Regions from separate parts of the Mus musculus genome. Here all the other regions are linked to region 1. The links are chromatin loops, found by intact Hi-C in ENCODE. Cell type or tissue: left cerebral cortex. All regions are shown on one strand.

Evidence for each region. Hi-C counts contacts between places; a loop is a spot of excess contacts. Peaks named below come from ENCODE experiments on the same cell type or tissue, not always from the same donor. Only the 100,000 strongest peaks of a DNase experiment are listed, where the experiment ranks them.
Region 2: a loop joins it to region 1, with 2.6 times the contacts of the local background. A loop is called at or near these places in 12 of 42 quality-filtered maps.
Region 3: it touches region 1 in a loop (2.5-fold over the local background); 5 of 42 quality-filtered maps call a loop at or near these places.
Region 4: a loop joins it to region 1, with 2.7 times the contacts of the local background. A loop is called at or near these places in 3 of 42 quality-filtered maps.
Region 5: it touches region 1 in a loop (2.4-fold over the local background); 9 of 42 quality-filtered maps call a loop at or near these places.
Region 6: a loop joins it to region 1, with 2.6 times the contacts of the local background. A loop is called at or near these places in 6 of 42 quality-filtered maps.

What each region holds. Positions count from the first base shown.
Region 1 is chr1:152,399,649-152,403,648 of GRCm38, forward strand. Colgalt2 (collagen beta(1-O)galactosyltransferase 2) reads left to right here and starts at 219. Exons shown (of 12, transcript NM_177756.4): 1 at 219-749. The coding sequence starts at 490. In left cerebral cortex, CTCF peaks have their summits at 433 and 2,252; DNase peaks (open chromatin) are centred at 255, 543, 1,206, 1,703 and 1 more place; H3K4me3 peaks cover 1,661 bases; H3K27ac peaks cover 1,006 bases.
Region 2 is chr1:152,505,128-152,509,127 of GRCm38, forward strand. Colgalt2 (collagen beta(1-O)galactosyltransferase 2) reads left to right here. Exons shown (of 12, transcript NM_177756.4): 11 at 1,666-1,872; 12 at 3,385-4,000. The coding sequence ends at 3,661. Among named protein-coding and RNA genes, the nearest start is that of Gm51749, 33 kb to the right of the region's middle. In left cerebral cortex, no CTCF peak of the experiment used is centred here; no DNase peak of the experiment used is centred here.
Region 3 is chr1:152,766,650-152,770,649 of GRCm38, forward strand. It overlaps Arpc5 (actin related protein 2/3 complex, subunit 5), which reads left to right. Exons shown (of 4, transcript NM_026369.2): 1 at 1-218; 2 at 2,212-2,284. The coding sequence starts at 76. Among named protein-coding and RNA genes, the nearest start is that of Arpc5, 2.1 kb to the left of the region's middle. In left cerebral cortex, a CTCF peak has its summit at 1,700 (motif pointing left); DNase peaks (open chromatin) are centred at 564, 858 and 1,669; H3K4me3 peaks cover 2,303 bases; H3K27ac peaks cover 1,097 bases.
Region 4 is chr1:152,744,835-152,748,834 of GRCm38, forward strand. It overlaps a transcript of Rgl1 not described here. Among named protein-coding and RNA genes, the nearest start is that of Apobec4, 3.7 kb to the right of the region's middle. In left cerebral cortex, a CTCF peak has its summit at 1,825 (motif pointing left); a DNase peak (open chromatin) is centred at 1,816.
Region 5 is chr1:152,518,837-152,522,836 of GRCm38, forward strand. Rgl1 (ral guanine nucleotide dissociation stimulator,-like 1) reads right to left here. Exons shown (of 18, transcript NM_016846.4): 17 at 2,459-2,573; 18 at 1-360. The coding sequence ends at 173. Among named protein-coding and RNA genes, the nearest start is that of Gm51749, 19 kb to the right of the region's middle. In left cerebral cortex, a CTCF peak has its summit at 2,153 (motif pointing right); DNase peaks (open chromatin) are centred at 2,142 and 3,574.
Region 6 is chr1:152,490,518-152,494,517 of GRCm38, forward strand. The region is part of intron 6 of Colgalt2 (collagen beta(1-O)galactosyltransferase 2); the gene reads left to right. Among named protein-coding and RNA genes, the nearest start is that of Gm51749, 48 kb to the right of the region's middle. In left cerebral cortex, no CTCF peak of the experiment used is centred here; no DNase peak of the experiment used is centred here.

The DNA of each region.
Region 1 (4,000 bases):
GAACTCTAATCTGTCAATAGGTGCATTATAAAGCCCTGGATACATCGCGTCACTGTGAAGAACTTCAGACTGCGGTTAGAAAAAGCAGAATAAATTTTCTTGGGGTTGTACCGTTATGTATACACACACACACACACACACACACACACACACACACACACACACACACTCTCCCATTGGCAGACAGGGCCACACCTCACAGCTCTGGAGGAAGCCGCAGACCTCAGCTGTACAAGCGCAGCCTGGACTAGGGGAACTTTCCCTGGAACTCGGGAAGATCAGCCTCCCGGAGTCGACCTGTCTGCAGGGCGGAGCGCGGGGCAAGCGCGGGTGGCAGGGAGTCGGTGCACAGGGGACTCAGGTCAAGGCTGGTCGGCGGCGGGTCCTGCGAGCCTCAGAAATCAGTGCCGGTGCACGCTCCCGCCGTCCCGGGGCAGCCGCATCCCCGGCGCCGCTGGCAGCATCGCCGCCTCCCGCCGGCTACGGAACATGGCTGCGCGCCTCGCCACTGTCGCCTGCGCGCTGTTCCTGCTGTCCTCCGCCCTGCTCCGCCTCGGCTGCCGGGCGCGCTTCGCCGCCGAGCCCGACTCGGATGAGGACGGAGAGGAAACGGTGGCGTTCCCCGAGTCGCCCCCGCAGAAACCCACGGTGTTCGTGGTCGTTCTCGCCCGCAACGCTGCGCATACGCTGCCTTACTTCCTCGGCTGCCTGGAACGGCTGGACTACCCCAAGAGCAGGATGGCTATCTGGTGAGCGGGTAGGGGTCCTGGGCCACCGCGGGGAAGATGAGGGCAGCTTGCTGCGCACACTCCCTTGCTGCCCGCGTGGGTCCTGGACTGAGAGAGTGGTGGGGCCGGGAGGGAGATGAGAAAACCTATGGACGAGAATCTGGAGACCTTGACTTTCCTCATCCCCCTCCTCTTCCTGGTTTCTACTGGGAGAGAGTGTCTTCTCCAGATGCGAGACACAGAACTTAATTAACTAAGGCAGGAAAGGGGTCCACAGAGACTTGGGAGATGGAGAGTGAGTCACCCGGACTTGCAGGTGCTAGGAGTCTGCTCTCTGAGTAACTCGGCTTCTGGTCCTCCCCTGGGTTATCTGAACTCAGGGATGGAGATTTTGAAACTTTGTTTGGAGTCTTTCCAATCACACCACACTGTGGGCTGGTCTTTTCTTGGGAGCTCCAGAAGGTCCCTGCCTGTTCAGCCTCCTGAGACACGTTCCCACTGCAGATGCAAACTGTACTGAGGTGCCCTAGGGTCTATGATGGGCCATTGGAGCCATCATTGGGAGGATAAACAGTCAAGTTTTGTCTTCAGGCTAAAGAATTCTATGCTTGGTCCCTTTGTGTTTGCTGTGGATCAGGACAGGGAATCAATGGAAGTCTGTCCCTTCCTCCCGTAGACCTCAGTCCATCCAGTTCCACACCTTTAAATCCAAGCATTCGTGGTGGAGTCGGGCAGGCAAGCTCTAGATGGTCTGCAGAGAAAGTAAAATCTGGCCAGGGAAGACAAGCTGTCCGATTGTTAGGCAATCCTCCCTTATTCCTGAGATTAAAAGCTAGAGCCATCCTGGAATGTTTTTTGAAAGGAGCTATCCCCAGACAAGACATATCCTAAAGCAGAGGTGGGGAGAGAGGAGGCAGGGAGCTAATTGGCAGCCTAACAGTGCCTGGTAGCAGAGGTACTGAGGCGCGAAAGCAAACAAGAGGCACAGTACAGCTCTGTGGGCTCACTGCTTCCCTATACACCCTGCCATACGTGACTGCTCCCACGGAGAAGAGCATGTTATGTGCAAAGAAAGTGGGAACGTTGGTAAGCCAGATTTGCGCTCTGTGTGTGTGTGTGTGTGTGTGTGTGTGTGTTTTAACCATTTCCATGCCAGAAGCATTTCAAATCTCAAGTTTCGTCTCGCTTTCTTTGCAAAAGAAATCGTCTACATATGGTTTTGGTTTTTATGTGCTATATAAGTTCTCAAACCTTACAGTATTTACCATGAGGAGTTAGGAGAAGGAAAAGCGAGTACTGAGACTCACTTAAGGCTACAGAATTAATAAATGGTATATTGACAAAAGCAACTCAAGGAAAGGAAGTTCGAGGGTATAGTTCACCATGGTGAGAAAGGCTTGGTTGCAGAAGTGTGAGATCGCTGGTGCCATTGAAACAACAGGCAGACTGCAGAGAGATAGATGGTGATCCACTTGCTGTCTCTGGTTTAGCCCAGGACCCCTAGCCATGGAACAGTGCCGCCTACAGTCTGGGTAGGTCTCACTTCCCTGCTGGGAGCAACTTCATAGCCACACCCAGAAGTATCTTTCCTTGGTGATTTAAAACCCAATGCAATCCAGGTAACAATGAAGATAGGATTACCACAAAAGATAAAACTAAAATCTTCTCAGGAGTTTGTCTACAGACTGCTTGCTCTTCAAAGGGAGGAAGGTTAGGAACAAAATATAAGCAAAACTTGCAGACATCTATAAATTACAAATTAGAATATCCGAGAATAGCATATGTGATTGGGACCACATGTTACAGAATCCATAAACATCGATTTCTCATAAGTATAAGAGAGCTGGAGTAAATGATTGTAAAATTTCTGTTTTTGTTGTTTTTGGTTTTGTTGTTGTTGTTGTTGTTGTTGTTTTGTTTTTCGAGACAGAGTTTCTCTGTATAGCCCTGGCTGTCCTGGAACTCACTTTGTAGACCAGGTTGGCCTTGAACTCAGAAATCCGCCTGCATCTGCCTCCCGAGTGCTGGGATTAAAGGTGTGCGCCACCATGCCTGGCAACTGTAAAAATTCTTACTAGCTTAAATTCTATATAGATTTTGTGATATAACTGATGTCAACAAGCAGCTGATGTCTAATCCTAAATTCCATGGGTGTTCCTGATCACATGAACCTTAGGGTGAACCTGATCACATGTTCTGCTTAGATGAGTGCCATTCTAATTCTGCATAGACTGCCGTGGCCTCTTTCCCCTTATCTTCACTTACAGTCCGTGTCACTGCACTTATCCTTTACGGCCAGTATGAGAAGGCTGAGGAAGATTCCCCACACTTGGCGAGGACAGGGACAATCTTTGCATTAGTCTCTGGGCACACTTGGTTCTCTTAGAAATCCTATATAATGCCTTAAATATCAACAGAAATTCCAGTTCTTAGGGGGCCAGAGATATGGCTCAGTGGTTAAGAGCATTTGCTGCTCTTGCAAAGGACTAGACTGCAGTTCATTTCCCAGGACCATGTCAGACAGCCACCCAAATCTCCCGGTCCAGGGTATCCAGCGCCCCATTTGGTCCTCTGCAGACACACACCCACATGTGGCCTCAGAGACACAGAGATACAGAAAAATGAATAAATCTATTTTAAAAGTCAATTTTAAAGTAGTCTCTAGAAGAGAATTTGTCTGGGAGAGTTCTAGGTTATGACGTAGACAGCGATGCAGTGGAATGTGTGGTCATGACGATCTTCTACTAGTTGCTTCCTTCTTCTTTCTTCAACCCAAGACCTACTCAGCATCCGAGATGCCAAACTTCCTTCTTCTTTCTTCAACCCAAGACCTACTCAGCATCTGAGATGCCAAACAGGATGTCTACTCTGTAACTTTAAAAAGTGGCTGTGAGCTACCAAGAGCATCTAAGCAAGCATTGCCGAGTACAGTCTGGGATGCTAGCTTTCGCCAAGTGGTGTTTCAGTAACTCGGTGCAGACTTTCTTCTCCTTCACCCTCTGTGAGGTCTGGAAGAACATGGGATAGGATTTTTTTCCTAGATCATTGAAGATCAAAACATTTCTCCCTAGCTGACAGCATCATTGAGACTGGCCATGGGTCACATGCAGACTTCCTTGCCGTGTGATTCTCTTATGGAACATTCTAGATCTGATCTGTACTACACACACACAGGTGAGAAGCAAACCAACTCTGCTTTTGGAAAATGCATTTGGGGTTGGAGAGATTGATTGAGCACAGGAAAAGTTTTGTTTCATACTACTTCATAGCAG
Region 2 (4,000 bases), 110 kb after region 1:
GAAAAGAATTTAAAAAGAAACCCAGCAATGATGCAACTAACTAGGAAATAAACCTCAAAAATCATACTATGTAATAAAAAGGAGGCCTTCCCCTGTCAGTTGAGTCACATGATCCATATTCTGAACAGTCTGTTAAGATCACAGTTCTAGCCTCCAAAAGTTACTGTTCTTCAGCCCTTCTGCATCTATGGAGATATATATATCCGTGTGTGTGTGTGTGTGTGTGTGTGTGTGTGTGTGTGTGTGTGTGTTTTAGCTATAGAATGTTACAGGTACATATATGATTTTAGGGCTGACCACCTGGTATTGAATATCCAATTTGAGGGTGTTATGGTTTGTATATGCTTGGCCCAGAAAGTGGTACTATTAGAAGGTGTGGCCTTGTTGGAGTAGGTGTGTCAATGTGGGTGTGGGCTTTAATACCCTAGTCCTAGCTGCTTGGGAGTGAGTATTCTGCTAGCAGCCTTAGATGAAGATGTAGAACTCTCATCTCCTCCTGCACCATGCCTGTCTGGATGCTGCCATGCTCCCACCTTGACAATTATGAACCTGTAAGCCAGCCCCAATTAAATGATGTCATTTATAAGAGTTGTCTTGGTCATGGTGTCTGTTCACATCAGTAAAACCGTAACTAAGACAAGAGATTCTTCCCAGGGCTGGGGAGCCTCCTGCTCTCAGTATTCCTAAGTTTCCTGTCATTCTTTATCTAGGGCTGAAAACCCACAAGATTTTCCCCCATCTGTTGTGTATTGGTATTGTACTTATTCAGGTCTTGTTTAAGCAGCCATGTTGTTGAGATTTCGTGGGTGTAGCTTCCCTTACACTCCTAGGAGATGCAACCTCATAGCAGATATCCCATACCTCAGATTCTTACAATCTCTCCACCCTTTCTTCCTTGATGTCTCCTCAACTTTACATGTAGGAGTTGTGTTAGAGATGGGTCAGTCGGGACTGGGCACAAGTTTTATCTCTACTGCACTTGAGAAAGTCTGACTCTGAGAACATCTGCTTGAGGTTCCTAGAAGAGCTGAAAGCTGAATATGTTCTTATTCCTTGGATCTCCATGTCTTCTTCAGTGCATGAGCAGAGTGTATAGGGGAAAGACTTTCAGAGTCGTCATTCAGACTCCCCAGAGGGAACCCGTTGGGGCTCCTCTTGGGTCTCTAGGTTCTCTACCGCAGACTCGTTCTCACTCACAGCCTTTTCTATGCTGTTTAGCGCCTGCACATGGAAAGTGGTACAGAAAGCATCTGAGGCAGAAGCTCTGGGGACATGAAGGCATGAAGACAACAAACTCAAGATTCTCACATCTGGCTTTTTTTGTTCCTTTCCAACCTCTGTAAACACAGCTGGAACTATCTTCCCAGGGAAATCATCCAAGCAACTTTTTCATCTCTTTGCATCTTCCTTTTCTGGCTTAAAGACAGACCACCAGGCCTGAATAGTTGGGGTGCCGATAAATGGAGTTGGAAAACTGACTTTATAAGGACCAATAGCAATTATGGATACTGCTAGAATGATCTCTGTGGTGGTATGCATTAGGAAAAGACACAAGAGTCCAGGCTTTAAAACATCTTTTAAAACTAAGTATGTGCTCTATTCTTATAATATTCAATATTCTAATATTCAACTTGGAACTCTTCTCTTCTTTCCATCTCCTTACAGTTACATCGGTCGAAAAAGAATGCAAGTCAAAGAGCCAGAGAAGGCAGTGCCCAATGTTGTAAATCTCGTCGAAGCTGATTATTCCTACTGGACCCTGGGCTACGCCATTTCCCTGGAAGGAGCACAGAAGCTTGTCGGAGCCGATCCCTTTGGGAAGATGTTGCCAGTGGATGAGTTTCTGCCAATCATGTACAACAAGCATCCTGTGTAAGTCTCCTTCCATGGCCACCTGTCCCTTGGTCACATACTGTTCACAAACTTAGCCTCCTGGGTGGAACTTGGTGTTTTTATAGTTGTATGGGTTTCCTAAAGAATCCTTTCATAATTATAACCTGGAAAAGTTTAGTAGATCTTTGAATGGACAGAAAGGATGAGACAGAGGAGGTAACTGCCTTGTCTAACATCCTCTTCATTACTCAGTGCACAGGATAATGGTCTGCTCAGAATCTACTTGTCTATGTTCTTCTGACTTTCTAACTTCACATAACTGAAGCTAAAGGTCATCTTTCTTAGGCCACCCTAGATTTATTCTAGCTTCACTCTGCTCACCCCATGTGTGTAGCACTAGGTAGTAGAGTACACATCCTCTTAGTATTCAAACCCAGGGAGATAACACAGACCCGTGAACAAATCATCATGATGTCTCATGACGCTCACTCATAGTCATGGAGGTGGCAAGAAATTCAGGGGAAGAGAAGATGGCATCTGAGCCAGATATCCAAGAAAGGAGGAATACAGTACTCAATGCCCAAGGCCCTGCTGACTGACCCGATACTTATCAAAGGGTCTAGTAAATGGCAGTTACCTGTTAGTCCTCACAGTGGGCTATAAATTCTTAGAGGCAGAAATAGCCACACATCTCTTAGACCCTTAGAGTATTTGTAATAGCTGCTGAAGCAATGTGTCCTAAAATCATGAGTGGAGCAGGAGGCCAGGTTCTGACCTTGATCCCTTCTCTCAGTTGCTAAGTGATCTCCAACTCGGACCTTCCTTTTAGCTGTTGAGGTCCCCACGATACAGCTTGATCATTTTATCTTGTCACCAGTAAAGATGGAGCTATCTGCCATCTTTTACACAATATGCGTTACCTCTGTATACTGACAGAGATATAGAGTCAAGCCACTATCTCCTGAAACAGAAAGGAACATAGCACTTAATTCTCCTGTGGACAAAGATACTGTATAGATATCCTTCACGTAACTTTCAAGGAACCCTTGGAGGAAGCAAAGATGTCCCTCTAGTTTTACAACTGCATAGAGCCAGGGCAGCAAGCAAGAACTGGGGTGCGATGGCCAGCTAGCATGCCTCCAAACCTTCTCCATGTCCCTTACCCCATTGTGGCTCTCCAGGTCTCAGATGTCCTCATTTCTTTATCAGTGGAAACAGGAATGGAACACTGATTGAGAATTGGTCATGTTTATTTATCGCTGTGAGTCCAATAGAGTTGATGTCTTACCTTTCAGAGTAAGACTTGAAGCTCTTTCACTAAACTGTTCTACCCAACCGCAACCGGTTTTGCTTGTCTCTACAGACCTTCTCAACACTTTAAAGAAATCCTTTTTGTGTTTGTAGTCTAAGGTTCTCCACAATCGATAGAACTTTACAAAAGCAAGAAATGTACCCAGGCAGTTTCAGAGATGACAAGCAGGGCTCTCTGCCTTCCCCATTCCCTGAGACTTCTTTCCGCCCCTCATGTGGCTGTGCACCTCTTGTTTACAGGGCTGAGTACAAGGAGTATTATGAGTCCAGGGACTTGAAAGCCTTCTCCGCAGAGCCTCTGCTCATCTACCCTACGCACTACACAGGCCAGCCAGGCTATCTGAGCGACACAGAAACGTCAACCATCTGGGACAATGAGACAGTGGCCACTGACTGGGACAGGACACACTCCTGGAAATCCCGGAAGCAAGGACACATCCGCAGCACCGCCAAGAACACGGAAGCACTTCCACCGCCAACTTCCCTGGACACTGTGCCTTCAAGAGACGAACTCTGAAAGCTTCCTGGGTGTGTGGTCTGCAAGGTTCATCACTGTCTGGATTTTCTAAAGGGCTACTCATCTGTTTGCTCCAGTTTGGGGTTTTGTTTTGTAGAGATGGCAGTCATCTAATCAAGTGGTTTGATGTGACTCATCAAAATTATATCATTTGTATAGTGAAGAACAGAGAAATTAAAAACCAAATTCCCTAGGAAGCCATTACTGGAATATCTAGGTTAAACTTCAGTCCAAATGCCCAGTTCTGCTCACTAGCTAGAGAATGCGGTTAGCCACACTGGTGTGGCAACATGGCTCATATTCTCATCCAAGAAATGGCACCCCAAGCTGTCACATCAG
Region 3 (4,000 bases), 370 kb after region 1:
TGAGTCGGACCGGGCTGGGCTCGCTAAAGGAGAGGCACCGCGGAGGGGCAGGCCAGCGTCGCGTCGCGATCCGGGATGTCGAAGAACACGGTGTCGTCGGCCCGCTTCCGGAAGGTGGACGTGGACGAATATGACGAGAACAAGTTCGTGGACGAGGAGGACGGCGGCGATGGCCAGGCCGGGCCCGACGAGGGCGAGGTGGACTCGTGCCTACGGCAATATCCTTACGCTCGCGGCGGCCGGGGGTTGTGGGGACGCGGGGCCACGCGACCGGCTGTGCCCGGCTCTAGGTGGGGACGGAGGACAGGAGCTCCCGGGGCCAGCAGGCCGCCTGTACCCCGCGGCCGCGCCGGCGAACTTACCGGCGGCGCCCCGATTCCTCAGGTGCGCGGTCCTAAGCGGCCGCGCCCTCCCCGGGGCACCGCTGGTGTCCTAGTGGGCACCTGAGCCAGTCTCTGCCCGGTGGGGACACGGGCGTCCCGCTTGGAGTCTTGCTTTCCTGTCCGGTGTGTGTGGTTGGCGGAGCGGGGATAGTTTATCCCTAGCCAGGAGAGATGGAGCGGTTCGCAAATCGAGGCCCTCGGTACATTCAGCCCCGGGGCTATTTCATCGGCAGCATTGTTTATTAAGAGAGAAGGGCTTTGGCAAGGTGGCATTATAATTCATGAACGAGCCGAAGGGAGTTTTCTTCTCCAAAATTCCCAGTTAAAGCTTGGAACCTTTCACCTGCTAAGAAAAGGCCACTAAAAAAGGGATAGCGAATGCATGCAGAGAATCCCTGGGAATAATATAAGATGAACCCCAGTGAATAAAGCAGAGAATGAGTCGGTTCTATAAATCAACATTGTTTTTCTGAAATTGTTTCCCTTCTAGTTAAAACATGGCTGTCAGTTCCTGGTTCCTTGGTTTGCATATCTGAATATTCATAACCTCGAAATTCATTTGCATCGATCCCTTAGAAAAATAGAATGTTACAAAAATCCAAACTGGAGCTTTAGAAAAATCGTATTCATTAAGTCTGTTCATACAGCTCTCCCCTCATCAATTTTCTACTAGATTATAATGAAGAAAGTGAGCAAAAACAGTGGTAACCACAGCATCAAACGTACATATATGTGCAGTATAGGTTTAACTTTCATTACCATAACTTTCACAGTTGTTACTAATTTGATTATTTGTTAAAATACTTGGGTTTTTTTTTTCTTTAAAAGACCATGCAGGCTTGACAGTAGTTTATTACCTACTGTAGATAATTTTTTATTAGACCCTTTGCACAGAAATGGTGAGCTTATTCTTTGTTTGTTTGGGTTTTTTTTTTTTTTTTTTTTTTTTTTTTTTTTTAGTCTTTATGGTGGATATATGATATTTTATTAAACTAATGTATTTTAGGTAATTTCTGGTGATTCCTACTGCTGTGTTCATTATCAATTCAGTCTACCTTTTTGTCAATCCATTTTAAAATATAAAGATATTGTCTCTGGTTCTAACTAGGAGAGACTTCAGATTGGTCGGGTACTACAGATGGAGGAACCAGTGACTCTGTTTCTCCTTTTAGGGAAATGACTGTCTGTTCTGACAGTCTGATTGGCCTTCCGTTTCCCCTGCTTGCTAACTCACCAGTGCTTTCAGAGACTGAGTAGGTATGGATGGTCCAGCCCAGTTTGAATAACCTGTAGGAAATAAAGTAAGCTGCCACCTACAGGTCGTGCGGGTTACTACATCATCCAGAGCCCTGTTCATATTAAGCTATTCTTCCATTCTGATTGCCAGAATAATCAGCCAGCATTTCAGTTAATACACAGTGTAGTTTCAGTATAAAGTCTAGGGTTGTTTTCCAGCAAGAGTCACACAGACAAGTGGTATACTTTGTTGGTAAACTGCATCATTTGGTGACCTAATAATTCTTAACACATAGTCTTAAGATTTCTTGAATACCCATCTAGACAATTGCGTGTATCTCACTGGAAAGTGTAATCTATTTGACTGATAGAACTGAGGTCAAAACAGTCTTTGCTTTTTTTTTTTAAATCTATTGTTTAATTCCAGTATTTTTACCATTGGTTGACATGTGGGAAACACACCCATGCAGTTTCTAATATCGAACATAATGACCATAGTAACTTTTGTTACTGTGCAGAAAGTCAAGTCAAAAACCAATATTCCTGTAAAGCAGGGGCCATCCTTTTCTGTTCCACCCTTAACCTTCGTTACAGGAAACATGACAGCTGCTCTCCAGGCTGCTCTGAAAAACCCCCCTATTAACACAAAGAGCCAGGCAGTGAAGGTGAGTTTCAGACTACAGCATTAATCTCTTCTGTTTCACTATTAGCAAAGTCCTTTGATGCCCCACAGTCAACATTGTACCTATTTCCTGTCCTTGACACAAGAGTTTACAGTGTGACTTTTGAGACTGAACCGCAGTCTATAACCTGGTCTGAAACTCAGGAGATCTCCTGCCTCCACTGGGATTAAAGGTATATGCCACCACGTCCAGCTTTAAAGGGAGCTTGTGACAAGTAAAAATGTCATGAAAAAAATAGCCCTGAAATGTAGAGTTAGGAGAGTGCCGTGTGGAGTGCAGTAAATTTAAAGGATAGAGCCATCACTTCTGCGTGTGCTTCAGGAGGAATCCACTCAGGTTGGATTTAAATGGGCTTGAAAAATAAATTTGCCAAACACACACAGCTGCTTCTTGATTTCCTAATTTTGTAAATATTAAATATTATAGAAAACAAAGCATGCGTGACCTTAAAAAGGTGATCTCTGTCCTACTTCCTTGGGTCTTATAGTTTTTCCTAATTTTGTAAATATTATAGAAAACAAAGCATGCAAGCTTAAAAAGGTGATCTCCATGCTATTCCTTGGGTCTCAGTCACTGCCTTATATGGTATCGCTGCACACCTAAGGAGTTTCTACAAGGGTTTGTGCTCTTTTAAAAAATAAATAGAATCTTACACTCCAGCTGTGTAGTCATGTACATGATCTTCTTTCCTTAGCAATAGATTATTTCTGTGGCATTTAACTGCTATACACTAGTATGTAACATCTTATATGCAACTGATCCCTGTTATTGCATGTTAGATTTTCTAGTTTTTCCTGCTAAAATTGATCATTTTAAATCTTAATTATTTATGTCAATAAAATTCCCAGAAGAGAAATGCTAGCACAAAAATGACATTTTTTAAAGACTTTTGATACACAAAGCATTGCCAAATCTCTCAGAAGAGCTTTGTAGCTTACATCCCTACATCAGCCCTCCACTGATTCTTAGGGAACTGCTTAGTTGTTTATTGTTTAAAATGCAGGCTAAGCAAAGCCCTGTAAAAGCCTACATCTCAGGAACCTAAGAACCTTAATTGAAGAGTAATATGTAAAAACATAATAATTATTGCAGCCACAAAACTTTATATTGGGGAATTTTTTTTCTTTGCTCCTTAAAAGTTGTTAGGAACATCATTAAATTTTCAATTTTACCCCTTCTGATTTTATGTGGTTTTGTTTGTTTGTTTGTTGATTTTGTTTTTTGGCAGCTTGTGGATAGGAGGTTATAGCTCTAGATGCAAAGATATATAGGGAAATGTCAGTCAGTCTTTAAACTGAAGAGAACGTTGGCGGTACAAACATTATGTAAAACCCCGCCCATAGGAACTCCGAAGACCCCACTGTGTTGAACAGAAGGAGCAGTGAACAGCTGAGAGGGTGGCTTCCGTGTCCCCTCTGCTTAGACAATGCCTAAGGGGACACCTGTGCTTCTGGAACAGGCTCTCCCAGAGGAGAAGTTCAGAGATAAGTATAGGTAAATCTAACGTCTGTAAGTAGGAAAGTTTAAAAAGTTTTACATGGTTTTAAAAGGGATCTTTTAAGAAAATAACCACTCTTGAAAGATCAAACAAGATAGAATTACATAAATCAGTTTTTTTCTTTGGTTAGGAGTTTTTAAGACCAAGAAGTAAATTTAAATGTTATAATAAATTGTTAAATTTTCCCATCAGTCCATCAG
Region 4 (4,000 bases), 350 kb after region 1:
CCATTTCAAATGAATATTTAGAATTGGTACCCTTAGCTCCTGACACTGCTCTAAAATGTCTTCCTGTGTGTCTATCAACACCTCTTTGACTGGTTTTCTTTGTTATGATGCTTTTCAACAAAAATATATCAACAGGTTAGCTACATCATGTCCTCTAACTAGTGTTGACACTGATTCAACACAGACTAAGCAGATAAAGCAAGCCGATTGGTCACAATAAAGATTTTGAAAATGAACACGCTAATACAAAGTGTTTATAAAATATGTGTACATAGAACAGTAAATATAGAGTTTAAGGACCAGAAAGACATCACGGTAGACTAAAACTGCTAGCCAAGCAAACCTGCAGAGGCCAGGTCAATTCTCAGCACATTACAGGTGCAATGCTCCACATCTGTAGCCCACATCCCTATTCTAAGATGAGAAGTGGAGACAGGAGACTCACACAGAGCTCGTGAGGCAGCTAGCCTGGAACACGCATGCAGTACAGAAGCAGAGATAACCCGAGACCCTGATGAAACAAGAAAAAGGAGAGAACCCACTACCATCTAACCAACTGCCCTCTGACCTCCACACACTCACCATGATGTGCATCACGTGTGTGTGTGCACGTGTGCTCACACACACCTTCCCCCCACCCCCCACCCCTGAGACAGGGTTTCTCTGTGTAGCCCTGGCCATCCTGGAACTCACTCTGTAGACCAGGCTGGCCTCGAACTCAGAGACCTGCCTCTGCCTCCCAAGTGCTGGGATTAAAGGCGTGCACCACCACTGCCCAGCCACACACACCATTTAAAACATACATATTTCTACTCCATGGGTTTGATGAGAGTCACAGTGAATCTCAATGTTAATTAACAATGCACATACTTTCAATAATCATCATGTATCATTTTTGTAATTCTATGCCTTTTTCTATTCTATTCTTCTACAAAGAGAATTATTTTCTTTGTTCTGTTGGTATTTACACAATGGAAGACATACAGAGACGTACCAATAAAACAGAATACAGAGGCCCAAAATGAACTTTGACATAGATGCTCAAATGATTTTCAGCAAGGGTACCACACCACCAGGGTGGGAGGTGCTGCTCTAGTCAACAAATGTTACTGGGAAAGCTGGACTATCCACAAGCTACAGGCTGAAACTGGAGCTCTGTCCCACACTGCACACACACACACACACACACATGCACACGCACACAATCTTAAAACGGATTAAAGATCTAGCTACTGGGACTGGAAACTAAAACGCCTGGGAGAAACCTAGGGTATAATCTTGACCACACAGGTCTTGGTGACCATTTCTCAGCTAAACAACAGAAGGACACACTACCAAGGCAAAGCCAGGGCTGGGCACACGGTTCCGAGGTGGAGTGCTCACCTCACACACCCAAGGCTGTGGGGTCAAGTCTCAGTGCCAAAAAACAGGTAAGCATTCTGCATACATTTATTAAGCACTCATTTTTTTTAATGTACAGATCAGTTGGACTGATTGTAGAAAAATGGTCTTATGTTTTATTTGCCATTTTGTTCTTTCATAAAATAATTTGTATTACATTTAAGAATGATTGTGTTTTAGATCTAGTTTAGTTGTATTTATGGTTGGAATGTTAAGTGAGTCCTGCCAGTTTGAAGCCTTCTTTGGAGCGTACTGTGCAGAGGTCACGGTGGCACCTTTCCCTACCCTTCCCTCTCCTTCAGGGAAGTCACCTTTAATCCGCAGCATTTGCTGCTTGCTGCTCCTGGACAATGAGAGAAATCCACAAGGAAGAATGCTAAAGTGTCCGCCAACCAGTCCCGGAGTTTGGACTGTGCTGCCACCCTGTGGCCATTTTATCTACAAATTCAAATGAGAAGATCCATCTTTTGCTCCTCCCACCCCTCTTTGAGATAAGGTCTTGTGTAGCCCAGGTTGGCCTAGAACTGCCTACATAAGCAATGATAATCCCAAACTCCTCCTGATCCTCTTGCCTTTGTGTTCCTATTGCTGGGGTCACAGGCCTGAACCACCATGCCCAGGATCCTGGCTTTTCTGTCTTCTCCTCCTTTCTGCCCACCCTCTCCTTTCTCTCTCTTCCATCAAACTACCTGGCAAGCTCCACAAAGCCTCCTGAGTCCTCTGCCTTTCTTCACCTCAGGCTTGCTTTTTAAATCCAAGTCCCATTTCCCTGTGACTTACTATGTAGGTTTGAGCATTGAGAGATTATACCAAACTGAAACACAAGATAGATTATGTGATTAATTAAATACGATGTGCTCTAATAAAAGTTAATAACAGGAGCCATAAAATATAAATTACTCTGTCACCCAAAAAGAGCATTACCTCCTATGCAGCCTTCATAAGCGCAGCTATCTTGGCTATATCCCAAATCAGGCTGCCGATCACTGACTAAAATATCCAACCGAGTAAAGGTCTTTTTAAATCCGAATTCTATAATCTTTATTACAACTACATACTTTGATATGGATGATGCACATAGTTCATCAGAATGATTATGAGGGAGCTGGAAAGATGGCTCAGCAGTTAAGAGTACTGACTGCTCTTCCAGAGGTCCTGAGTTCAATTCCCAGCAACCACATGGTGGCTCACAACCATCTGTACTGAGATCTGATGCCCTCTTCTGATGTGTCCAAAGACAGAGACAGTGCACTCATTATAAGTAAAATAAATCTTTAAAAACACAACAGAAAGATTATGAAACTGGGAGGCGGACTGAGACAGCAGCTTCTCCCTCCTGCTAAGCATCCACCAGCAATGTTCTGCTTCAGAACTATGGGCAGAACTTTCTTTTGCTGCTGGTGGTGGTGGTGTTTGTTTCCTTTGGACAAACAAAGTTCAGGGTTATCCTTAGAATCCATGTAAAAGCCAGATGCAGCAGCACAAGCATCCATATTCAGCATGTCCTCCGAGACATCGGAGGCAGAGGCAGGGCAAGCATCCGTATTCAACATGTCCTCCGAGACATCGGAGGCAGAGGCAGGGGAATCACAGAAAGCTCCAAGGCCAGCAAACCCAGAGATGGTGGCAGTAAACACTGAAGCCCTTTCTCAAGCAAGGCAGGCCACACACAAGGCTGTCCTCTGAAGATGCAAGGGCACCTGACTACTCACTAAAGTCTGGGAAGCAAAAGGAAAGGAGTGTAGTGAGGAGACTGGCAAGGTACAGAGTCCGGTCCGACGAGATAAAAGGACAACCTCTAACATTCCACAGTTAATTGTGTGCTGCAAAAGTATGTGAAGACTTCAAATGTTTCCAACAGAAAGAAATAATAAATATTTGAAGTGACAGTGTGATGGTTTATATATGTTTGGCCCAGGGAGTGGCACTATTAGGAGATGTAGCCTTGTTGGAATATGTGTGTCACTGTGGGCATGGGCTTTGATACCCTAGTCCTAGCTGCCTGGAAGTCAGTATTCTGATAGCAGCCTTCAGACGAAGATGTAGAACTCTCAGCTCCTCCTGCGCCATGCCTGCCTGGATGCTGCCATACTTCCACCTTGATGATAATGGACTGAACCTCTGAACCTCTAAGCCAGCCCCAATTAAATGTTGTCCTTATATAAGAGTTGCCTTGGTCATGGTGGCTGTTCACAGCAGTAAAACCCTAACTAAGATGGTTATACCAATTAGCCTAATCATTACACATAAGTATCTTCCATTGTTATGTGATAATTAGAAATTTAATATATATTTTAAATATCAGTGAGCTTCCTAAAACCACCCAAGTACACAAGTGGATGTATTACATGGTGCATGTTTGCTGCTGCTTCTGGCTTAACATTCTTTTTTTTTTTTTTTTTTTTTTAGTTTTTCGAGACAGGGTTTCTCTGTGTAGCCCTGGCTGTCCTGGAACTCACTCTGTAGACCAGGCTGGCCTCGAACTCAGAAATCCTCCTACCTCTGCCTCCCAAGTGCTGGGATTAAAGGTATGCGCCACCACTGCCCAGCCTGGTTTAACATTCTTTAGGACATGATTTAGTGAGTATCTAACCCACCA
Region 5 (4,000 bases), 120 kb after region 1:
TTTAATGTCAAATTCACTTCCACTCTCCCCTGCACAGTGCTCTCTGCACAGCTGAATTCTATAAATATCTGTCGCTTTCACCAATGATGCTCAACACTGGGTGGTGGTTGGCGTCGCCATGGCTTTTGCTCAGCCTCACTCTGCCTTGGGCAGTAGGAGTGTACTGTCCCTTTCAGAGGGTGATCTTGCTGTGCCTGTTACTCCAGCAGCCCCGCTTAGCTGTCCTGGGCAAAGTCAGGCTGGTCCGACTGCGCAACTTCACCTGCTCCTCCACCGAGTTCTTTTTGCGTAAAATGAAATCAAAGTTCACTTGGCTATTCATGGCGTAAAAGACGTTTGCAGAGTCCGGGATCACTAGTTCTAGGAAAGAGAAGGAAACAGCAGCTGGTCAGTGGGGGTTGGGGGAACCCATCCCTGACTGGCAGAAGCCAATTCTGCCCAGGCACAAGGCCTGGGTAGAGTCTCTGTTTCTTGCCTATAACCTAGACCAAGCAATGTGGATACTTCCTCATAATTGGTCCCAAAAAACTTACTCCCTATCTGAAACTGAGCACAAGGTGTCAGAATTCCTCCCATGAGCGTACTGCTCAAATACAGAACGTTAGAACTTGAAGAAGGTACAGGGGTAGGGACACCAAATACAGGACGGTCCCAGGACCACAGAGCTGGAATGAGAACCCCTGCTAGCCTGCTGTACTCCCACAGCCTAAGGGTGTCCAAGCACGTGTACAAGACCTACAGCAATTGTCAGGCATCTTTACTTGGATTAAATTAAGGTACTTTTGACATAATTCCAAATCAATCTGGTCATTTATTCTTTTTGAGTCACCGTTTTGTCCAGCATTTGCCTTTCAACACTAAACCACATCCACATAAGACAATGCATGCCACTAATTTTTAAGTCATATTCAAATCCAGTGATGCCCACCTGAACACTCATAGTTTATAAACAAGGGTTGTTATTACCAGTGAAGTAATAAATTCTGTCAATGAAAAGTTGTTTTATTCTGTTTTGAAAACCATAGAATAAAATGGGCAGATGTGGACATTGGGTTTTGTGGAAGTGAGGTCAGAAAAGAAAATGGCAGGGTTGCAGAGCTGCATGAGGTGAGCTTCCGGTGAATTCCTCACACCGGGACCCCTCAGCTAGCCCAAGATGAACAGGCTCTCCAAGACAGGTACATGGTGTCCAAGTGTTCACAAGGACTAACACCACAGAGAGTCCTCTCACCCCTGCTCTCCTATTTGGGGCCACGATAATGGCCCTCCCATCTATACAGCAGTTAGCATTTCTGCAAAGCCCTTTCCAGTGTATTATTTATGGTGACTTCATAATTACCGAGACCAGAGAGAGCTTTTGTCTCCAGGGAGTTGGTTAAGGATGACGGCAGCAAGGCATTTGTTGAGATCACTCAGCTGGGGGCAGAGCTGAGCCCAGGTTTCCCTCTTTGAGCCACTGGATCTGCAGATCCACTGGCCTCCTTTTGCACTACTCTGAAGCCACATGCTACAATTCAACAGACCTCTTTGGGGATTTATCATTTTAGCTGCAACTGTATTTAAGTATTACAAATGACAGTCAGGGGATGGCTACACCTGAAAAGTGCTTGCTTTATAGGCACAAGGACCTGAATTTCATCCCCAGAACCTACACTTCAAAATAAAATAAAATAAAATAAAATAAATAAAATAAAATAGCTAGATTTGGAGCTGGAGGGAAGGCTTAAGGTTAAAGAGCCCAGGCTGCTCGTTCAGAGTACCTGGGTTTGATTCCCAGCACCAATAACCATCTGTAACTCTAGTTCCAGAATTAAAAACCAAAAGAAAATAAACAAATAACAACAAAATTCTGACACTGTGGCATGAGTGCTTCTGGGTCAGACAGGACCGAGAATCACAATGTCAAGTAAAGGATGTGTGTGAGGACCTGCCCAGACCCAACAGGTTCCATCTGCTTCCCACTCATGACACACAGAGACTGCTCATGAAAATGGACTTCTCGTGGGGCACACAAACAGTGGGCAAGAGGAATTCTACAGAAAACCCAGAAACAATAGCAAAGAGTTAGGGGTGGGTAGCAGCTTCAGACACTTGATCTACTGTAAAGCGAGACATAGCTTGTCTCCCTGGCACACCTAAATACCACCACCAGGGGGCATGAGAGGCAGATCTGTGGATAAGGGCACTTGCTGTGTGAGCATGAGCCCCGTCCCCTTTACCCCCCTGTCAGGGTTGCTTGGGCTTGCTGGCCACCAGCCTTGCTTCATGCTCAGAGAGAGCAGGACACATTTTGTACTGTTCTGGCCACACACACATACACTCATACAAATATGTGCATATGCCCCTGCCATCACTAGGATCCAAATGAAAAGGAAGACACTTCATGACCTTTCTGCTGTCAGCACCTGAGCAGGGTGTGCGTGTGGCTGGCACCTGCTGTCGTGGAGAGCACGCCTACCTTTGTCCTCCGAGATGACCTGCACCAGCTCATACTCCTCGGCGGGGTCCGACTCCAGGTTGTGCTTCGACATCGCTCTCTGGATCACAGCGGGGGTCTTATCCTGGCTTGTCAGCTGCAAAGACAACAGACACATCTGGATTGAGCTTGGCTCACGTGTCCTGATCTCCTGACCTCTGACCTTTGCTGTCTTGATGGAGTAGGTGGCATATGAACAGGACGAGGAGCCAGGGCTCCTGAGTGCTAGTACTACTTCTGAATGAGCAGGTGAAGAGTGGACGGTGGTGAGCACAGTGCCCCCCACTAAAACGGGGGAAACACGTACTGCCTATCACACTCCAGCCTAGCTAAGATCCCAAATAAAAGAATATACATGAGGGAACTATGAACAGTATATGGCATTAATGAGCCCTGGGCCAATGTGCCAGCCTAATGCTATAACATTAGCTTACAACCAATAGGAAAAAATGGCTATAACTCTGCCCACTGACCACTGGGGGGAAAAAAAAGGACAAGAGATTCTATGACCCAGCAAACCATTTGCTAAAGAAATGAAAAACCTATGTCCACAAAGGCCTTCTGAGCCACTAAAGGAGAGCAAGTGAAGAGCTAACACCTCCACCAGTGAAGAAGACTCTCACATATGCGCTGAGAAAAAGAAACGAGACATAACGATGGCATTCATCATAAAGCCTGTATCTGTGGCATTAGAAAACCAGCCCCAAGCTTAAAGGGGACTGACTGGTGGAAGGTCACAGGGAGTCTTGGTGTGGCCGACAGATATATACAAACTTTTAAAATTGAAAGAACTGAGTGAACATTAAGATCCGTAACTGTATGTAAATCACGTGTCAATAAAAACCAGTTTCTGATGAAAGCACAAGTGTTCTGTTCATCCTCATGTCTGGTTTTCCTTTTCTTTATCTCTGCCTGCTTAGTTGATTCTGAGCTCATGTGGCAGGAAAGAGGAACATCCCAATGCCATGTCCTGAGTGATCTCTTTAAAGGCGAAAGAAGGGAAAGAAAACTCAGGTCATGCATTTGTAAAAAGAAAATCTGCTCTCACTAGGAGCAGATTGCTGGAGCTTGGCACGCGTCTGCAAACACCCACACACCCACACCCACAGACACACAGCCATACACAGACACAAAGACACATACCCACACACAGACACACACCCACACCCATAGACACACACAGACACACACACACACACACACACACAGACACACACAGACACCCACAGACATACACACACATACCCCCACAGACACAGACACACACACACACACACACAGACACACACACACACACACAGACACACACAGACACACACACAGACACAGACACACACACAGACACACACACACAGAGCTTGATTTCCTCAGGGCCTAGGTGCCTCCCTCTGACCCTCATGGCAGCTGGTGTTTGTGATTCAATAAGCAGCAATAAGGGCTTCGTGAATGTACCTAATACTAAAACATCTGGCTTATATACTTCAAAGGAAAGAACTGGTGCACACAAAATTTTAAAGGAGGAAA
Region 6 (4,000 bases), 91 kb after region 1:
TGTGTGTGTGTGTGTGTACTAACACAAGAAGAGCAGTAATAACTTTAACTTAATAATAGCTTATGATGTAACTTATACAATGCTGAATACCATTTGTATACTCTCTCAATAATTGTCACAATAACTCCATGAAGGGGAACTACTAACCCCCAAATAAAGCTGAAGAAATTCAAATATAGGTGAGTCTATCATTCTACTGATGGCAGATTAAGTTTTGAGTCAAACGTGGCACCTCCAACTCCCATGGCCTCAACCACTGTGTTGCCAGTGCCACTGAGTCTAGCACAATTTTGGACTTGATATGTTTCATCATCAGTAACTAAACTTACTGGTGGCAAAAGAAGAGAAGCTAACTGACCCATTAATTCTGGAGAGTGTACTGGTGGTGGCTTCCCATAGGGAATCTTTTCTGTGTCTCACCACAGTGGAAGTGGGTAGGAGACAGTAGAAAGTGAGGTTGGAGCATGGCCAGGAGCACAGGCAGAGGACCTCTAATGAAGCAGAGGACATTGGACTTTCCTTGAAGGGAAGGCATTTTGAAGGAATTTGAGCTAAGACATGGAGTTAGGTTGAAATGCAGATTTAGGGAGGTCACTCTAGGAAGAGAGGATAAATGAGTGGGTCACGGGTCAGTGGGTGCTGGTCTACACCAGAGCTAAAAGAATGTCACATGGCAGGTTAGGCAGAGGATGGTAAAAGTCTCAACTAAACCAGTGGCCACAGAAGTGGGAAAGACTTTTTTAAATGAAATAATAGAAATCAGGATGTAGATGTAAGAAGACACAGCCAGAGTTGGCCACAGGCGAATGAGCAAGGATAGAGGCGTGGAAAACTCTCCAGTGTCTGCATGGTGTTAGTTTTAAGTGGACTAAGGCTTTAAAAACAAAAGTTTTAAAGAGAAGCACACAACTTTATTTTCCAACCCACCAAGTTGTCTGTGGGTAGCTGTTTCCCATTCTCTCCATCTATAAATTTCCCTTGTACCATATTAGTCTCGGGACACAGACTACTTCTCACCACCTCCCATAGTTACTAATTCATGATTGAATGGACTAAGATGAGCTAAGGACAGAAGAGGGTTAACTCACTGACAGCACTTCTTGGACCAGCCCTTAGGAAGCCATTTTATGAATCAATCTCTCTCTCTCTTTCTCTCTCTCTCTCTCTCTCTCTCTCTCTCTCTCTCTCCGTGTGTGTGTGTGTGTGTGTGTGTGTGTGTTTGTGAAGTGACATATATCACAAGTATTAGGAAGTCAAAGCATTTTACAGTCAACACTCCATTTTCAGAGATTCACAGTTTAATTGAAGAGTCAGATCTAATATTTAAATGGCACTAACAATACAGTGCGCTGTGAAATGAGCAGGTGCAAAGACAACAGAAATTTAGAATAGAGAGAGGTTATTGTGGCCTGTGTGCTCACACCCAACCCTGAGGCTTCTTTAGCTGATGTTGGGTAGAAGTGAGAGTCCTCAAACGAGAAGACTGATATAGTCAGGACACCACAGGATGAGGAAGGAGACAAGCAGACCAATGACTTCCATCCTGAAGAAAGTGGGCTAAAGCATTAGAAGAAACTACAGTTTGAAAGGTTGAAGTGCCTTGAATGAAATGGTCTTTAATTGGACAGTCCAGATGAAGTAGACGATCCATCCTAAGGAAACAATGAAGGTTTTAATAAAAAAGGATCAGGCTATATAAACTCAGCACATGCACACTGCATAATTTCCCATAATAATGAATTCAGCAATGGGGAAATCAAGCAAAGCCTTGCACCATGAATTTATATTTTAACAGAGACATAGGTAATATATTAAGGAAGCAGTTGCATGAATCTTTGGGGGATGAATTCCAAGCAGAAAGAACAATACATATAAAGACCACTAGAGAGAAGAAACCTTGGGAGTGGTCCAGGGCCAGGGGCCAACATGGTGAGGAACAAGGAGCTGGATAGGACATGAAGTCATGGATGAACGCAGAACATACCAGCCATGGCAAGGAATTTGGATTTTATCCTAAGAGCAACATGAGTCCATAAGATGGTGTGATGTGATTTTATGTATTTTAAAAGATCACTCAAGCTGTGGTATGGGTATTAGAGTATAAGGAATTAATACATAGTTCATGTTAAGAGATGTTAGTGGTTGAGATTTGAGCTGTGGCAAGAAGGTAATGAGAAACAGACAGGCTTAAGGTACATTTTAATGGCAGAGCCCATTGTACTTATAGTTGCTTGGAGGCAGCCCATGAAGCAAAGGGAAAATTAAGAATGACTCTAGCATTGAGTCCATCATGTACGCTTGAAATATTTATTTCAAGTCTGAATAGAGAGGCCAGGAGATAAGTGGATATATGAATCTATGGGTTTAGGGAAGAGATTCCACAGAGAAAGACATTTAAGACTCATAACACCAAAAGGATATTTGAAGCCAAGAAACAATGTGACCTCATGTAGTCAAGCAAAAGAGGACAGATCCCCAGAGTGGACTAACAGCCAGAAGGCTGAGAAGGAAAAGGGAGTTATGTTTTGAGAAAGAGCCAAATGACGTGAGGAAGCCAAGCAAAATGAGGGCAAATCAGTGATGCTCAGTAATGTCAGACTAGAACTCTGTACCAGCTACAGCAGCTCATGCCTGCAATCCTATCACTTCGGAGGCTGAGGCAGCAGCCTCAAGAGTTTCAGGCTGGCCTGAGCTGCATAGCAAGTTCCAGAGCAATCTAGAGTACAGAGTGAGACCCTGTCAAGAGAAGATGGAAGAGAGAAAGACAGCTCTGTTACCAATTTTGGTAAGAAGTACCTTAATGCAATGATAGTGACACAAGCTGATTAGAATAGCCCAAAGAGAAGAGAAAATGGAATCTTGATGACAGGTGAATAAAGGAAATGGGCAGAGCTGCTGGGAGTGCTTTGTTTTATTTGTATTTGTTTTGACTTGGTTTCTTAGTGTTGTCCGTTTGCTTAAGGTAAGAGTCCTATAGTGTGTCTGTGTGCTGATGGGAAGGAGCCCAGATAAAGGGGAACTTGATAATTCCCCTACTCTGCTCAAACTCCTTACCTCGGAGAACAGAAGGTATCTGTAAGATTGAAATTCTTGGGAAATTAGTAGTTGACATAGCCTAGGACAATAGTGCAAAACAGTAGTTCTCAACCTGTGGGTCGTCACATATCAGATACATTGCTTATTAGATATTTATATTAAGATTCATAAGAGTAGAAAACTATAGTTATGAAATAGCAATGGAATAATTTTATAGCTGGGGATCATCACAGCATGATCCTCGACCATAAAATTGGGTCTCAGCATTAGGAAGGTTGAGACCCACTTCTCTAACAGTTGTGTTCAGTAGAAACAAGAATTGTCTTCCTTAACAAGTAGAAAAGCACAAAGCAGAGATGTGCATGTGGTTAGGTTTGGGGGTTTGGGGGAGAGCAAAAATCTAATTGGATTCTGTATATTTTCTTGGACTTGGGAAATCTGTTGGTAATTCCAGAAAAATCAGGGCATAAAACAGATCTCTGAAACACTGGGAAGTGAATTTACTGTTGGAGCCATGTCTGATGGGGTCATTTGCCAATTTGGTATTACCATTTGTCACTTTGAAGTGACTCACATGGTGAATTTGTATGGTGTGTCTCCTGCCATGGTCTTTTGGGTGCTGAGTGAGTGCTCAGTCGGGTATAACCAGCCTTAGGGTCTTGTAAAACAAATATCAATGGTAGAAAATTAAGAATGTTTATAAGGGAATGGCTACAGTGGTAAGCGAGGTAAGGAGTTTGAGCAGAGTAGATATGAGTCATAACAATAAAGTCCTAACTCCTTTACCACATTGAGATATATGGAGAATTTGGACATGTGCTTCCTGTGAGAGAGCGGGAGGCTGAATCTTGTTGAGGTGATTGTTAGTTTCATGAATTTCCTGAGACTTGCGAGTTGTTTACTTCCTGAGTCCCAAGAACCTCCCTCCTGGACAGAATGTTTTAGTTCAGAGGAAACTGCCGCA